Linked DNA regions of Homo sapiens: region 1 is linked to region 2. Evidence: chromatin loops called from intact Hi-C (ENCODE). Cell type or tissue: endothelial cell of umbilical vein. All regions are shown on one strand. Links, peaks and the distances in the headings refer to the core of each region. The heading gives the core; the rest is flanking DNA. Region 1 overlaps LOC105378003 (a long non-coding RNA gene). Region 2 overlaps LOC112267974 (a long non-coding RNA gene).

The links. Peaks named below come from ENCODE experiments on the same cell type or tissue, not always from the same donor. Only the 100,000 strongest peaks of a DNase experiment are listed, where the experiment ranks them.
Region 1: it touches region 2 in a loop (17-fold over the local background); 15 of 110 quality-filtered maps call a loop at or near these places.

The regions. Positions count from the first base shown.
Region 1 is chr6:130,756,289-130,765,277 of GRCh38, forward strand. The region is part of intron 1 of LOC105378003 (a long non-coding RNA gene); the gene reads right to left. Among named protein-coding and RNA genes, the nearest start is that of SMLR1, 67 kb to the right of the region's middle. In endothelial cell of umbilical vein, for the core only: a CTCF peak has its summit at 3,928 (motif pointing left); a DNase peak (open chromatin) is centred at 3,913; H3K27me3 peaks cover 1,016 bases.
Region 2 is chr6:130,317,838-130,326,826 of GRCh38, forward strand. LOC112267974 (a long non-coding RNA gene) reads left to right here. Exons shown (of 3, transcript XR_002956398.2): 3 at 1-5,665. It also overlaps a transcript of SAMD3 not described here. Among named protein-coding and RNA genes, the nearest start is that of TMEM200A, 44 kb to the right of the region's middle. In endothelial cell of umbilical vein, for the core only: a CTCF peak has its summit at 5,006 (motif pointing right); a DNase peak (open chromatin) is centred at 5,074; H3K27me3 peaks cover 682 bases.

The DNA.
Region 1 (8,989 bases), core at 680-8,679, 440 kb after region 2:
TCTCTCTTCCTTGGATTATTTGCTCTGGGGGAAGCCAGCTGCCATGTTTCAAGCTGGCCTGTGGAGAAGCCCACTGGAGAGGAACAGAGGGAGGCCTCTGGCCAACAGCTTCTGAGGAACTGAGGTCTGTCAACAACTACATGAGTGAGTTTGGAAGTGGATTCTTCAGCCCCAGTTGAGATATGAGATGATCGCAGCCCTATTTGACAAAAATCTCACAAGAGACCACCCAGCTACATACATACATAAAACGAGTTGGAACCAAAGGTGGCAATCTAAGACAGACACAATTTTAATGGATGAAATTAAATTACCAGTAGAAAATAAGTTATTTCCATGTCAGTTGGTCAGAAGAGGCCATTTTCATGGCAACATACTGAAAAATTATAATAATGAAGATAAGTTTAAATAGAAGAAAGGACAGAGTGAACAATTTTACCAGTCTATAAATGGGTTAAGTGAGATGCCTGCATTACCCTGCCCAAAATCAATAGAAACATATGCAAAATATGTGATGCCCCACCCATTAAAACTGTATCTGTCTGCTGTTAGCATTATAACCCTGCTTTGGAGTTCCAAAATTTGCTTTTCTTTCCACTCTGATATTTATAATCAAAGACTTAATTGCTGTAACTTCGAAGCAATTTAAACAATGCTTTGTTAGAAAAATTACCCTTAAAAGTGTGATTTACAGAGAGCATACTGGGTTAAGCATTCACAATATCTCTGTTGTCATAGCAACTTGCAGTGTGAGTTTAACCCAAAGTGGTAAGGTAACTAGAAAAATGTTGGTGATATTGGAATACAGAAAGACACATATACTACAACTGACATGCTGTAGCCTTGACATGGAAATTCTAATGAGCATTTTAAAAAGCAAAAGTCATTTTGTTTTATCTTGAAAATGCAACACCTTAACTAAACCAAATACAGATCTAAAACTAAACCAGAAATTACTGAAAATTTAGATACAGTTATTTGTATCATCCAAATAAGAAAAGTTTGGTTTCATGCTTCTAGAAGTTAAGCATGAAAAATAATTTCCAAAGGTTATGTTTGATCCCTACTTGATGATTTCTCTTTCTGTATCAGGAATGTACTTAAAGAAACAAATCTGGAGCTATAGTTCTATAAAAGATTATAAGGGAAAAAAGAAATGACATAAATACTTTGATAAAATAAAATAATGTTCTGCATCCCTGTTCTCTAAAATTTCAGAACTTACGCCATATGCCTACGTGGTTAAATACACAAAATAACGAAAGGACTCAGAACCTTAACAGAGTCCATCGAAAAGATTTTATGTGCATTTCTAGTTCAGGTTTTATTACTAAAGGTGCCATTTAGAAGCTCCTTCTAAAGATATGCCCTGCAGACACCTTAAAATAACACTCAACAACAAAAATATTATCTTGGTGATAATTTTACTGTCCTTTTCATAGGGGGTATATGGTAATAACAGGGTAAGCCTGGACAAAGCAATTAAGAATAAGAAGTGTTAATGCTCAGTATTGTTTATGTATGTCACTGTAATTGAAGGGGATCAGAATATGCTACTCCAAAATATGTGCTTTGGCATAAAGATTATTTTGAGCTGAAAACGTGTGAGATTCAACAGATGTAGAAGGAAGCTTTCTCAGAGCCTCCCTGATCTGACTAAAAGCAGAAACTCCTCAATAATAAGGACTGCCATAGAGCCCTTCTCCCAGGGAAGGTTTATGGCCATGAAGAAGATGGAAAGATGACACTGAGATGGATCTGCACAAACAAACCTTGCTTAGATAGCTTTTATCTTCTGTAAGTTTCCTCCATGTCATTACCATTCCTCAGTTTTCAGCCCCTAGAAGTCTAAAAACCCCTTTCCTTTGCCTTGACATGCCTCCACAATGTATGACTCTTTGTTAAATAGGTATATAAGCTCTCAGGCCTATCTGTTTCTTGAGATTTTCATGTGTTTTCTAGGAAGGTCCCTGTGTCGCAAAAAAAATCCAATAGAACTTATATGCCTTTTATCCTGTTAATCTGTCTTTTGTCAATCTAATTTGCAGGGCTCCAGTCAATGAACCTGAGAGTAGAGGAAAAATATGTTCCTCCCTTACATCATTGAAAAATCCATGCCAAAATTTTCCCCTTTCTGGAGCATTTGATAGTGAGGACTGGTATCAAGATAAGTCAGTTTTGAGTTCAGAATCTGGGGGTTACAGTACAGAAGCGGAGGTTTTCTGGGTGAAACAGAGAAATAGAGAACAATAGACGAAGGAAGAGAGATTGGGAAAAGCAGAGACCCAATTTGTTTCCCTACCCATTCTCCACTGGACTGTGCTTTGGGCCTAGCTCTAGGGGACTGTGGGAGAGTCAGCTTCTGAAAGATTAGAAAAATATCTGTCTTGTTTGTTTTTCAGGCCTTTCAATTCCTGAAATAACAAGAAGAGATGTGTAGCTGTGAAGGGAGGTTCAACCTCTCCTGGTCTTGAATCCCTTACTCAACTTCCCCAGGCCCTGGGTATATGGTTTCTCCTTAGGGCAGACCTATAAGGAAGTCAAAATGGGTATTTCCTGCATTGTCTCTCCCCACACCTTCTTCTCGGGAAGATCTTTAGAACACACCAATGCGTACTCCCATTTATTTAGAATTCAAATACAATGTCCTTCCAGTTCAATCATGTGTAAAATGGAGGTTTCCTGACTGCTTTCATTGGTGAGCATCAACAACACCAACAGGAAGAACAGCAGAGGCCACATCAGCCACAAGCCACCCTGTCATCTAATGAATGCCAATTAAGCGCCAAACACTACCCTAGGCATTTTATAAACATTAATCTGACAAATTTCTCACAATGATCCTATGGAATAGGCATTAGTACTCTCATTTGTTGGATGAGAGATCCAAGTCTGACAAAGAAAACAAGCAGCAACACAGCTGTTCTGTTTTCTGAATTTATCTTTTAACTTGATTCTCTTATCATCTATATGGAATTGAAAGCTTCTTGAGAACTTATTCTATTTTGAACTGCTTCATAGTACCTAGCACAGTAATTTATTTGGGGGTTTTCTTTACTTAATTATTTTAATTGACAATAAAACACTGTATATGTTTATGGTGTGCAACATGATGTTTTAATACATGTATACATTGAGGAATGGCTAAATCAAGTTATTTAATATATGCAATACTTCATATACTTATATTTTTTGTGGTACAGACACTTAAAAACTACTGTCTTAGCAATTTTCAAATATACAATATATTGTTATTAACTGTAGTCACCATGATATACAATAAATCTCTTGAGAAATTTCTCATTCCAAAATGGAAGCATAGAAGCTAGCTGGCACCACTCTCCCAACAGAAAACCAAAAACAAATATACAGCCCCAAGATTATCACCAGCAATAATATCCAAAACTAAAATATGAGAATGAGACAGTTCCTGAGGCCACAAAGAAATGAAGAAACTCAGAATCTCTTAGTAGACAGTAAGAGAATCAGACTTCCATGTCTGTGACATCCTTCCCCCAATCTGCCTAGCACCAAGTGCACAGAAAATTTTTCCCTGACTCATGGTTTCTCAAAAAGTGAGGTGAAGATGGACAACTGGCTTCCCCATCATCTTGGGTTTCCTGGCAGAAGATCTGTCCTTGCCTCAGCCCCAGGAATCAACAGGAGTGCCTGAAGGGAGAAATAGCCCTGAGGACAGCCAAAAACAAAGAGGGGAGGCAGGACTACCATCCTAGGCCTGGAAACTGCTCTGTAATTCAGCCAAAGGAGATGCCAAATCAGAGTGGCTATTCAGCAGCACCATGCTATAGGATTGTCCTGCAGGTTTCCTGGGCATGACACCCTAGCCAGTCTTCCCACTCTATCAGGATATTCCCTTTGGGACATTTACTAGAACCTAGACAACCTGTGCTTAAAGCACCATCTAGTGCTCAAAGGGAGGCAGTGACCTGGTCGGGGTTGGGAGGAAAGAGAAAATCAACTGGTAAATTATAAAGAAAGAGCACTCCCTTATTTACTGCAGCACTATTCACAACATACAAAATATTGAAATTAACCTGTGTCTATCAGTGGATGAATAAAGAAAATTTGGCTGCATATACACAATGGAATATTATTTAGTCGTAAAAAAGAATGAAGTCCTGTCATTTGCAGCAACATGGATAGACTTAGAGGTCATTATTTTAAGTGAAATAAGCCAAGCACAGAAAGACAAATATTGCATGTTCTCACTCATATTTGGGAGCTAAAACAGTGGGTCTCATGAAGGTAAAGAGTAGACTGGTGCTTACCAGAACCTGAGAAGGATAAGGGGAAGATGAAGAGAAGTTATTAATGGATACAGATATACAGCTTGATAGAAGAAATAAGACCTAATGTTTGACAGATAAGTAGGGTAGCTCTAGTTTATAATAATCCATTATATATTTCAACATAGCTAGAAGAGAATAATTTGAATGTTTCTAGAATAAAGAAAGACAAATATTTAAGATGATGTGTATCCCAATTACACTGATTTGATCTGTACAAATTATATGAATGTATTAAATTGTAACATGTACCCCCAAGACATGAGCATGTATTATGCAAAAATTTAAAAAATTGGCCATCACGAAAAAAGAGTTAGTGAATTTGAAGACAAGTGAACGAAAGTCATCTAAATTGAAGCACAGAAAAGGTAAATATTTTTTAAAATAAACAGAACCTGATTTACTTGTGGAATAATATCAAGCATTTAACATATATGTAACTGGAGCCCCAGAAAGAAAGGAGAGAAAAAAAAAAAGTCAAGCAAAAAATTACATTTGAAGAAACATGGGCCAAAATTTTTCTATATTTAAGCAAAAACAGATTTGGGAAGCTTAGTGAATTCCAAATAGGATAAAAACAAATAAAACCACAACTGGTAACATTATAAGAAAACTTAAAGAAAAAAAAATGAAGTGAAAACTCTTAAAAGCAGCCAGAGTTTCAAAAGATTCATCCCATAAAGGGATCAATCATAATAATTATGGTTTTCTTTTCTTTAGAAAGAGTAGAATCCAGATGACAATGGAACATCTATTCCTGGAAAAATTCTTTATGGTGGATTAGCTACTGGTTCAATTTAATGATATTTCCACTAAAACTATTTAAGAAACATCACATGCAAGTTACTTAAGAAGCAATATAACTTGGCCGGGTTCAGTGGCTCACACCAGTAATCCCAGTACTTTGGGAGGCTGAGGAGGGTGGATCACATGAGGTCAAGAATTTAAGACCAGTCTGGCCAACATGATGAAACCCCATCTCTACCAAAACATTCAAAACTTAGCCAGGCATGGTGGTGTGTAATTATAGTCTCAGCTACTTGGGAAGCTGAGGCACAAGAATCACTTGAACCCAGGAGGTGGAGGTTGCAGTGAGCTGAGATTCTGCCACTGCACTCCAGCGTAGGTGACAGAAGGAGACCTTGTCTCAAAAAAAAAAAAAAAAAAAAAAAAAGGAGCAATGCAACTTACTGGAAAACACCACACCATAAAATTATGATAAGATATAAATATTTTCAACAGAAAAATGAGACTCAAAGATGTTCTGCTAAGTCCGTTCTCATGCTGCTAAAAAAGACATACCCGATGCTGGGCTATTTACAAGAGAAAGAGGTTTAATGGACTTACAGTTCCACATGGCTGGGGAGACCTCACAATCATGGCAGAAGGCAAGGAGGAGCAAGTCACATCTTATATGAATAGCAGTAGGCAAAGAGAGAGAGACTGTGCAGGGAAACTCCCCCTTATAAAACCATCAGATCTCATGAGACCCATTCACTATCACGAGAACAGCACAGGAAAGACCTGTCCACATGATTCAATCACCTCCCACCGGGTTCCTCCCACAACACATGGGAATTCAAGATGAGATTTGGGTGAGGACACAGCCAAACCTTATCAGATGATTAATGGGTACAAAAAAATAGAAAGAATGAATAAGACCTACTATTTGATAGCACAATAGGGTGACAATCATAAATAACTTAACTGTATATTTTTAAATAGCTTAAAGAATGTAATTGGATTGTTTTAACGCGAAGGATAAATGCTTAACAGAATGGATACCCCATTCTCCGTGATGTGCTTATTTCACATTGCGTGCCTGTCTCAAAACATCTTATTTACCTCATAAATATATACACCTACTATATATCCACAAAATTTTGTTAAGAATTTAAAAATAAGAGAAATTAAATACACAACTATAATTCAAGACATAATGCAAAAACAAAAATCCAACAAAAAAATTGTTGTTTTTTGTTTGTTTTTGAGATGGAGTCTCACTCTGTCGCCCAGGCTGGAGTGCAGTGGAGCAGTCTCGGCTCACTGCAACCTCTGCCTCCCAGGTTCAAGCGATTCTTCTGCCTCAGCCTCCCAAGTGCTGGGATTGCAGGCATGTACCACCACGCCCAGCTAATTTTTTTGTGTTTTTAATAGAGACAGGGTTTCACCATGTTGGCCAGGCTGGTCTTGAACTGCTGACCTCAGGTGATCCACCTGTCTCAGCCTCCCAAAGTGCTGGGATTACAGGCATGAGCCACAGTGCCTGGCCAAAAATATCATCAAGTTTAAAGGAGCACGAGACCGTCTCTAGTTATAGAGATTAAGGAAATCTTCAGAGCATTTGAGATGGACCTTGAAGGATGAGTAGAATTTTCTTAGGGAAGAGCATGGAGCAGACAGTGTGCACAGAGGCAGAAAAGTAGAAAACCATGGAGTGGAAGAGGGCATAATCCAATTATTCAGTTCATCTCTATCACCAGTGACTACCAGAGGAGTTGTCAGAAATATCTTGGGTAGGCAAATTGAGGCATCCTGTGAGGGGATGTATAGGTCATCCCAAAGATTCAGAATGTTATTCTGTAGGTTATGGGAAGTCATTTTCCACCTGCCAGGGGTCTGGCAGAATCAAGCTACATTCTTGGGGAAGATGAATGTGGCAGATGGGCTAGCAGCAAGAGGGACCTCAATCCAGAGTCACATGTGAAAACACACTGCCTTCCTGGAGGATCACAGCATGACAGAGATTAAACATGGATGATACTGCAATAGAAGGCAGAGTTAATTCCTAGGAAGATCCTGCTAAGGAACTCCATAAGTGTCTAAAGTTATATACTGAACGCCCCCAGGGTTTGGGTTGATTTGCATATAAACACAAGTGGCATCTGGTAATCAAAGGGCTTGACCCTCAGTGAAAATCAAAGCACATAAAAACCACCAAAATATAAGCTAGAATAAAGTAGATGCTATAGAGGAATTTTCCATCTTCCAGGGCACGTCCTGGTACCACTTGGCCAACAGTAGCTGAACAGGGCAGGCTAGGAGCAGCTGGAGCTTAGACATCAACACAACTGCTGGGACAGAGACATATGGAACAGACAAACTCAGCTTCAGGTGGAAGAGAAAGTCCAGTCTGGTAAAAAGAATATAGACTCTACAAAGTCCAACCACCCACTAAAGGAAAAAAATCCAGATAAGCCATCTCACTCTCAGGGAATCCAACACACAGTCACACTGTGCCCTACCTTTAGCCAGAGCAGGAATAGGAGAATCCAGAAATAGCCAATAATCAAATATATAAGCAAAGAGGCAGGCCACATGGGCACCAGCACAGTCTGTTGTCACACAGAAGAGCTCTTTCCATAGGGCTTGCATTCAGAAACAAGTCACCAATTTAAGAAAAGGGCAGCAGGTGACCCTAGAGAGGTCCCTATATTATAGAGACTCTCCTCTAGCAGAGCCTACTCAGGTTAACAGCAGGCTCTGAGGCACAGAGAACAAGACAGAAAACCAACTACCCAAAATTTTTATGTTGGCACAGTCTCTCCTCCAAACTGTGAGCTGTGGTTGATGCTCTGAGTAGCCAAAGGAGTGTTATACCATTCATTTTTAAATGGGTTTATTGTGTTGTCCTGATTGAAAACACCCATATTCCAGTTCAAGCTAGTAAATACAAGAAGACAAATTTAAGATCCAAAAAGAAGGAGAAGAGGGAGCTGGAGGAAGAAAAAACAACAAGCAAGCAAGCAAAGAAAAAAAAAGGCACTATTTGTCCATAGGTTTCTGAATGAACCCAGAAAGTCAGTCATTCAACAAAAAGCTGAGAGTCACACTTCTGAATATTACATATCTCCCTATTGTTTTATTCTCAGAGATGTGTCAGTGTAAGGCTAAAGAAAACAGATCTGTCATTTATCCTTAAAATAGGGAGGAAAAGTGGAAACATTTCACAGGTAAAAATGTATCTGAAAGGAAATACAAACATGAAACTTCAGACTCGATCCTTTTGATGTGATTAGTACAATGCATTTGAGTAGAGAAACATTTATGAAATTTGTATGCATATCTATGGATGCTTTAAAAATTCAAAAAAGAATTATGAGGGACGTGTTTGGAAGAATGCATGCTATGAAATTCTCCATTTCATGAAAGGAGCAACTGAATTAGTGAACTAATGAGTATTAGGCTTGAGGTTATAAATCACAAGTGATCAATCCAGTCATACACTCCAGTTCCAGAACTGTAAGTAAATACTTGGCTTTTTTTTTTTTTTTAATGCTTCTGGGAAAGAATTTTGTCAACAATGTGATAACACAGAAATGTGATATTCTGTACTTCTGATTCTCCGATGAGTATGATAATGTACTGAGAAAGAGAAAAGGTGAAATTAGAAACATGAAATCCCAGAAATATAAAACAATATTCAGTTGAACTCAGATAACTCGATTCTCCACAGTATTTGAAGACCTCTTAGTAGAAAATAAATTAAAGTTTTCAACTTTGGCAGAGAGATATTTTCAACTACAATAATTGTTTAAATTTAAAAAACTAAAATTATCTTTTGCATTTAATTAACTGCATTTTTGGTTGGAGCAACAGAACCTAAATCGGGCTATCTTAAGCAAAAGGCAGTGTAATGGAAAGATTGAGAGCTCATGGAATTGAAGCAAGGCTGGAGAAAA
Region 2 (8,989 bases), core at 497-8,496:
CTGGAGAGAGTATTCAGGCTGCAGGCCTATATTCTCAGAGTAAGGAGATTCTCAGGGTAAGATTCTCAGAGTAAGCAGACAATGTTGATTGACCGGGAAGGCCAAGGTGGCTAGAGGCCACAGAGTAGAATGCCAGAAAAGAGAGAACTACATAGATTGAAAACTACGCAGACCTGTAGGGAGTCTTTAAGTATTCAACTGAGTACTGATCAACACATGCATGTTAGGAAACCACCCAAGGCTGGGGGCAAGAATCTAAAGGATTAGAGGCGAAATCCTTGGAGCTCACATGGAGCCGCAACTGGAACTTCTTCCCACCAGCCAGAATGGAAAGCCTCATAATTCAGTGGGCATTTGAGTAGAGTACTCAGAAGAATTTTGCCTCATTAGTACAGCTAAAGTCAGGCCTGGACTATCACTGCTCTGTTTCTGCCTAACAAAGCTTAAAAAAACAAGACTCAAAATGATCATATGCTTTCCAATGAACTATCTCCCATAACAAAGCTCAAGAATATTTATAGAAATAAAATACATATGCAGCACCCAAGAAGCTAAATTTTACAATGTTTGACATCTAATAAAAAAATTTTTTTTTTAATTTTTTATTTTGAGACAAAGTCTCACTCTGTCGCCCAGGCTGGTGTGCAGTGGTGAGATCTCGGCTCACTGCAACCTCTACCTCCTGAGTTCAAGTGATTCTTGTGCCTCAGCCTCCTGAGTAGCTGGGATTACAGGCACACGCCACCATGCTCAGCTAATTTTTGTATTTTTAGTAGTGATGGGGTTTCACTATGTTGGCTAGGCTGGTCTTGAACACCTGACCTCAAGTGATCTGCTCACCTTGTCCTCCCAAAGTGCTGGGATTACAGGCATGAGCCACTGTGCCCAGCCCATCTAATAAAATATTAATAGGCATGGAAAGACACAGGAAAACAGGGCCCACAAGCTGGTAAAGAATAATTAGTTGAAATTAGCCCAGAAATTACATGGATAATCAGTTATTGAAGACATTAAGCTTATTGATAAGGTTGTTAGTTCTGTTATTAAAACAGAACATAGATATTCCATATATTTATGGAGCTAGAGAAAAGATTGAACTGTTAGTTATAGATATGAAGATACAAAAATCGAATTTCTTAAGGTTAAAATTATAATGTGTGAGATAAAAAGACAGACTGGATCAATGACAGATTAGGTATTGCAGAAAAAATGATGAGTGAACTTGAAGACATGGTAATAGAAATTATCCCAAATGAAACTATCCAAGAAGGAAAAAATCCTGAACGAATCAATAAAGCATCAGTGGGTTGTGAGGCAACTTCAAGCAAACTAATACAGGAGAATTTGGAACCCCCACAGGAGAAGAGAGAGAGGGACAGAAAAACATTTGAAAGAAATAATTACTAAAAACATTTCCAAATGTGATGAAAATTATAAACCTCAGGTCTAAGAATCTTAAAGAACTCCAAGCATAGGAAACATGAAGAAAAGTATGCAAAGACACGTTATAATGAAATTGCTTAAAACCAGTTAAAAAAAGAAAAATTTAAAAGCCCGAAGCGAAAGACACATTAGATACAAAGGAAAAAAGACAAGGAGGAGAGCAGAGTTCTTGATGAAAACAATGCAAACTAGACAACAGTGGAGCAACATCAGTAAATACTGAAAAAACAAAAACAAAACTTTCAGCCTGTAATTTTTTATCCAGGGAAAACATCTTGCAAAAATGAAGGTACATATTAGTTAAAGGAATTAATCACCAGCAGACCCTGCCCTACAAAAAATGTTGAAAGAAGTCTTTCAAGCATAAGGCAAATGATGCTAGATGGAAATTTGGTCCTATACAAAATAATGAAGAGAATTAAGAAATGGCATGTAGAAAAATATAGAGAATTTTCTTATTAAATATCTTTAAAATATAATCAATGGCTTGAGGCAGAATTAAAAACCAAATATTGTGGGGTTTTAATGTGTAAGTTTAACATGTAGAAGTAAAATGCATGAAAGCAGCAGCAAAACAAATAAACAAAAAATACCCAGAAGGGGAAAATTAGAAATAATTGTAGACCTGACATGGCTAAGAAAAGAATCAGTAAACTTGAAGCAGATCAATAAAAAGTTTCCAAAATGAATTGCAAAGAGAAAAAAATAAACACACACACACATGCACACACACACGTCCCCCAACACATTAAAAAATTGTGGAGAATATGAAAATGGAATAATACAAACTATTCAATCCATCCAAAAGAAGGCAGTAAAAGGAAAAAGGCAATAAAGAACAAATGGAAAAAATGGGAAATAAATATCAAACGCATATCTAATAAAAGACTCAGATCCAGAATATACAGAGAATTCTCAAAACTCAAACAACTCTTTCCTCTTCAAAAAAAGAAATGGGGGAAATCTGAACAGAAGCTTCATCAAAGAAGATAAATGAATAGCAAGTAGGTAGATGAAAAAATGTTAAATAGCACTAATCATTGAGGAAAGGAAAACTAAAGCCACAAAAGAATGTCACTATGCACGTATTAGAATGGCTAAAATTAAAAATCAAATGTTGGGGGAGAATGTGGAGCAACTGGAATTCTCACACATTGAATGGTGGGAATGGAAAATGGTCCTGCCACTTTGGAAAACAGCTTGGCAGTTTTAAAAAAGATACATATAGCTGCTGTATGACTCAGGTATTGCGTGCTCATGTAACTATCCAAGATAAATAAAAAGATTTGCACATGAATGTTTATAGCAACTTTGTTTGTAACGGCCCCAAACTAAAAACAACCTAAATGCCCATCAACAGGTGAATAGATTAACAGTGTTACAATCAATGACATAAAGAGGAATGGATTATTGATATACTCAAGAACATGGATAAATCTCAAAACAATTATGCTGATTATTATTTATATAAATGTCTAATTCCATTTATATAAAATTCTTAAAATTACACACTGATCTATAGTGATACACAGCAGGTCCATGTCTACCTTCCAGGTATATCTGACTTCATCTTCTGTGCTTCTCTCCTTTGCTTCCTGGGCTCCAGACAAGCAAATCTTGCTGTTCTTTGAACACATCAAGAATGTGCCTGTCTCAAGGTTTACATATTTGCTGATCCCTTGACATGGGTAATGCTTCCCCAGAGAGTTTGCTCCTTACTTCATTCTAGCCTCTCATCCAATATCACTTTGTCTAACATAACTCCCAATGATCTCTGCCTGCTTGTATTTACTAGGTGAGTGTGGGCTGGACCTAGTGACTCACTTGTAGCAAATAGAATGCAATGAAGTGATAGGATGCCACCTCCACAATGAGGTTACAAAAAGAGTCTGGCTTACATCTTTCATGCTCTGTACCAGTCTTTCTCATTCTATCTTTCTTAGAACTCTTGTCAATTGCCTTACGGACAGACCTATAAGGCAAGAAACTGATATCTGTGATCGAGAGCCAGTGAGCACCTGGGGCTTGTCACTGGCCATGTGAGTGAGCTTGGAAGCAGATACTCTCCCAGTTAAGCTTGGAAATGATTGCAGCCCCAACCCTGATGGCTGACTTGTGAGAGACCTCCTTGATTCACAGGCACCCAGTTCATCTGCACCTGGATTGCTGACCCATGGAAATGGCGAAGTAATAAATGTTTGTTATTTTAAGCTGCTAAACCTCTGGATAATTTTTTATGCAGCCATAGACAACTAATCCAGAGGTGTTCCTTAGAAAACTATGTAAAATATCCCCACTGACACATACAATTCCCAGTACTCATTGTCCTCTTACCTTGTTTTTTCTCATTCAAGACATTTTTCATCATTCAAAGTATTATTATATGTTATATATGTGCTAACTTGCTGTCTGTCTCTCATTCCCCCAATAAAATAAGATGAGAACAGCATCTTATATCTAGGGCCCGAAACACTGCCTGGCCAAGCTACGTATATATCCATTACATATTTGACACCTTTATATAAAATTTGAAAAAAAAGTCTAGACTATAAGGCAGGCTCCTTTTAGCTAGATATATTCTACATATATTCAGACCTCAACTCAAGGACAGAGGCCATCACAGAAAACCAGAAGAATGAGAAATTCCTTAAGCTACTGTGTCCCTTTTTCCCTAGGATCAGGCAAACACACTACTAATTCATCATACACTTAAAAATATTTGGAAAGGAGGAATAAGCAGAGAAGACAACTACCTCTCTGGTCAAGAGGAGCTGTGAGGGCCTGATCCAGCCACAGGGTGAAAATCACTATGGGAACTCATTAGTGAGGGTTTAACTGAGCCATCAGAGAGGCAAGGCTGGAGCGAGGCATCCAAAGGGGCCAGGCAAGGGTGGAATGGAGGCTAGTCCAGAATTGGGACAGGGACAGAGGCGGAATCTGGTTCTTGGTTGAGCCACAGCTTCAGGAACCAGCAGCAGGCTGAGAGAGAGAGAGATGGACCCCAAGGAAGTTCTTTTTCTGCCCAAGCCAGAGTACAGGTCGAGGCATCAAGGCTGGAGTGGAAGGCTGGGAATCAGGCATTTTCTCATAGATTGTAGGACGAGTAAGAGCAGAAGGTACAAGTGAGATGACACGAGACATCTCCACGGAGCTGTGACTACAGATAGGTCTGCATACATAGACAGTGTTCATTCAAAGTACATTGTAGTAGCCGGGCATGGTGACACACGCCTGTAATTCCAGCTACTCGGAGGCTGAGGCAGGAGAATCACTTGAACTCGGGAGGCAGAAGTTGCAGTGAGCCGAGATTGCACCACTGCACCCCAGCCTGGGCGACAGAGTGAGTGAGACTGTCTCAAAAAACCAAACCAAACCAAAGCAAATGGTTCAATGGTTTTATGTGGGATCAATGGTTTTATGAGCAAGGTGGAAACCTAACAACCATTCATGATATCATTTTTATGTTAAGATGATTTGAGTATTCCAAGCAACTAATGCAAAAGCAGAAATTTTGAAGAATCCTAAATTTGAGTTTACTTGAATTAACAATTTCTGTCAATCGTGGAAGCTGCTGCTATGGCCCACTAGGTGGCAGTATGGGAGTGATTTGCTGGTTAACAGAAAATGGAATAGGCTTGACTCTCAAGCCACTAGTTTGTTTTTTTCCTAGCATTTAAAAGTTGACAATAGAAAATGTTCATGGAATAATAGATGGAAAGTCAGACAAGGACTATCATGCAAAGGCCATTGACATATAAAATAAAACCGTTTTACAAGCAGTTACCATGGAGCATTTTATAAAAAGTCAAAACAGCAAATAATGTCTGCTGTTCATAATAAATATAATGTTTTTAAGTGATTCTTCTGATAGGTGAATGTTAGACAGATATAAAATAGAGACAAGTGAGAGAACAGGACAACGGATACCTCTTTCCCAGACCTTGCAAAAACCAGGCTCCCTGAAGCCTCTATGTTGGGGTTTTCAGTTCCCAGATCCCTACTTCCTCTTTACCCATCCACACTCCTGGCTTCCCTGTGAGATGCTCTTGGCAGCAAATCCCTGACAAGTCACATCATTCAAGTATCTTAATTCACTCTTTCACTTGTATTTCCCTGAAATTATGGACAAAGACACACTAATATTTTGCAAGGTAAAATTTCCAATTTTTTTTTTTTTTGTATGATGAGTGCTTAGACTATTGCTGTACATGTTAAGCACCATTCAGGAATTTCCTGTCCAGGCCAGGCATGGTGGCTCACACCTGTAATCCTAGCACTTTGGGAGGCCAAGGCAGGCGGATCACTTGAGGCCAGGAGTTCAAGACCAGCCTGGCCAACATGGTGAAACACCATCTCTACTTAAAATACAAAACTTATCTGGGCGTGGTGGCATGTGCCTGTAATCCCAGCTACTCAGGAGGCTGAGGCAGAAGAATTGTTTGAACCCGGGAGGCGGAGGTTGCAGTGAGCTGAGATCGTGACACTATACTGCAGCCTGGGTCACAGAGGTAGACTCTGTCTCAAAAAAAAAAAAAAAAAAAAAAAGAATTTCCCATCCAATCAGGTTCTAAGGGAAAAGGGCAGAAAATGTGTCTTCTGGTTCCCTTTCATTAGTGTCTTTTAAGTGCTGGCTATGCAGCATATGCTCAATAAATATTTAAACCAATGAATGAATAAATAAATGGCTCAATATGATGGTGTGCATGGGATGCACAAGGGATGAATGAATAAATACACTCTGGCATTTAACATCTTGGAACTTTTTTTTTATAACATATCAATCTTGCATGATTCAAAATAGAACACTTTAAATTTAAATAAACCTTCAAAATGTCTTAACATTTTACATAGAGCAAATTACTGTTAATAATTTACAAAGTTTAGAAAGTTTAGTTTGGAAAGATTAGTTTAATCTCAAAATACTGATCTAGGATAGCAGGCTTTTTAAATTAGCAGTTACCTTCGAGATCATTAGGTCAACCCTCTTATTTTCAGATTAGAAACGAGGACTCATATTTAGTGCTTTTTTCTCCTTTTAAACAGATTGCTGCTCGAATTTGGCAAAAGCCATACATATGATGAGTATGTTAACTGTGATTGATTTTGCTGTTAAGAAATGTTTGTGAAGAATATTCTTGACAGTCTATATTTTTCATATGGTTGAATGAATTTGTGTAATATTAAGGCATAATTATTTTTGGAACTAGCTTTTTTTACCATCAAAATATAAAGTTTCATTCTTAGACACTTTTCAAATTGTGAAGCACTTTCTGGAGTGTTTGTATCAGCTTACTCTACTTTCTTTCCCCTTGAAGTTATTTCTCTTTTCTTAAAGAAAGTAGGTTAAAATGCTGCTTATTAGGAAAATTAGGCTGGGAAGAAGCCGAAAGATCTGTTAAATACCTCAAGTGAATTCCTGAATTCAAAAAATCTGAACATTATCCTTGAAAACAGCTGAAAGTAAAATAACAAAAACTACTTTTTGGAGAACATTTTTTTTTTTTTGGAATAGAAAAATGTTAACTCATTCACAGATCTTGCCCAGATGCAATCGCCTACTGGTCTGGGTTCAGCCTACACACAAGAACAAATTCTTTCCCGGTGCCTCACACTGTGAGGCTGCAGTCCAATCTTGCCAAGGAGCCAGGGGTTCTTGTGTATCTTTTTATTGCTTTAAATTATAAGTTTGTCATTTTAAATTGAACATCTTTTTACTGCCATAAATATCAGTGGAGCCTTAAATGAAATACTGCACGTACAATTCAGCTCTGAAGAACTATATCCATCCATTCATAAACAAGAGCTCTATCGAGCAGGTTTTTCCTTTAGCAGAAATCTCATTGTAGTTTTATGTATTTATGTATATGTAGTATGTTAGTCAGGGTTCTCCAGAGAAAAAGAACTTATATATAGAGAGATATGTAAGAAGGGATTTATTATGGAAATTGACTCATATGATTATGGAGGCCAAGAGTCCCTTGATATGGTGTCTGCAAGGAGAGCTAAGGAAGCTGTGTGAGGACAAAAGACCTGCGAACCTCGTGAGCTGTTCCTGCTGCAAACTCCAGAGTCTGAAGGCTGGAGAACCTGGAGGTCTGATGTCCAAGGGCAGGAGATGGTGGTGTCCCAGCTCCTGAAGAGAGAGAATTCACCTTCCCTCTGTCTTATTGTTCAGGCTCTCGACAGATTGGATGATGCCCACCCACACTCGTGAGGGCCATCTTCTTGACTCAGTCTACTAATTCAAATGTTCATCTCTTCTGGAAACATCCTCACAGAAAATAAGATTGTTTAATAGGATGCTCAAATGCTCATCTCTTCTGGAAACATCCTCACAGACACACCCAGAAATAATACTTTACCAGCTATCTGGATATCCCTTAAGCCAGTCAAGGTGACACCAAAATTAAGCATCACGCTGTGTATGATTTATGTATTTCTTTATATTTTTGGCACAATTCAATGCTGAAATTACTCTTTAAATGTCATGGTTCGAGTGTTTTGAGTTCAATGTACCCGTTCCTGAACTCATCATCATCCTCTCCTCCCACAGTAATACCGATTTAGAGAATGGGCCACATCTAGCAGCTGCCCATCAAAAATCTAGAAGTTGACCGGCCTGGCTTTCACTTGCCTACTTTTCAATTCTGTCAGACACTTAATCCTCAAGTTTGCCTCCCATGCGTCTCCCTTACATGACTGCATCTGCCACGTGGGCAGGGACTTGGTTGATAAACTCAGGGGCATATTGAGCATAGTCCTTAAAACTCAACGAATGTCAGAGGAATGAATAAATGATGAATATTTATCCAATCTATCCCCTTATTTTCACTCTTGCCATCTCGATCCTAGTTTAAGCATTAAGCATCTCTTATCTGGACTACTGCAGTAGCTTATAGTTTGGATTTTCTGACTCTATTTGTATGTCAGCCACCTGCCTTAATTCTAGCCTCATGTTTCTCTACTCTTGTCCTATGTTGTATGCTTAAATACTACTGAGCTGATTATGTCTCCTGCCATATACCCTGATATCTCCTGCCCCTATGACTTTACCTAGGATGTTTCCATCTCTAGAAATGCCTGGTCATTTTTTTTTTTTTTTTGCAAACTTCTGCTCATCCTCATTGCTGAGCCAATGTGACGTATTTTTTAGTAACTTTTTTCTGAAGTCCCAGGTTGTATTACATGCCCCCTTTCTTTTGTCCTATTGTACCTTGTACATTTCTCTAACTGAATTCTTGTATCACATTCTATTTTACTGTTCATCTGTCTGGCTTTCTCTCTGTGCTCCTTTTGGGTAGGAATTCTTTCTTAAACATTGTAGTAATTTTAATGGTGCACAGAAGGCAGTCCATAAATATTTGTACTTGTTTTTTCTTTTTGTGGAATGAACAACTTGGATGCCACAGGAATTTAGGATCGCCACTAATTACGAGTGTGTCTGCCATAGCTAGGGCCACTGAGTACAGCTGTACACATTGTGCACTGCACTATTCTGGGCATGGGTACTAGTCCCATAGAGGATAATGTGAACGTCTACTCCACC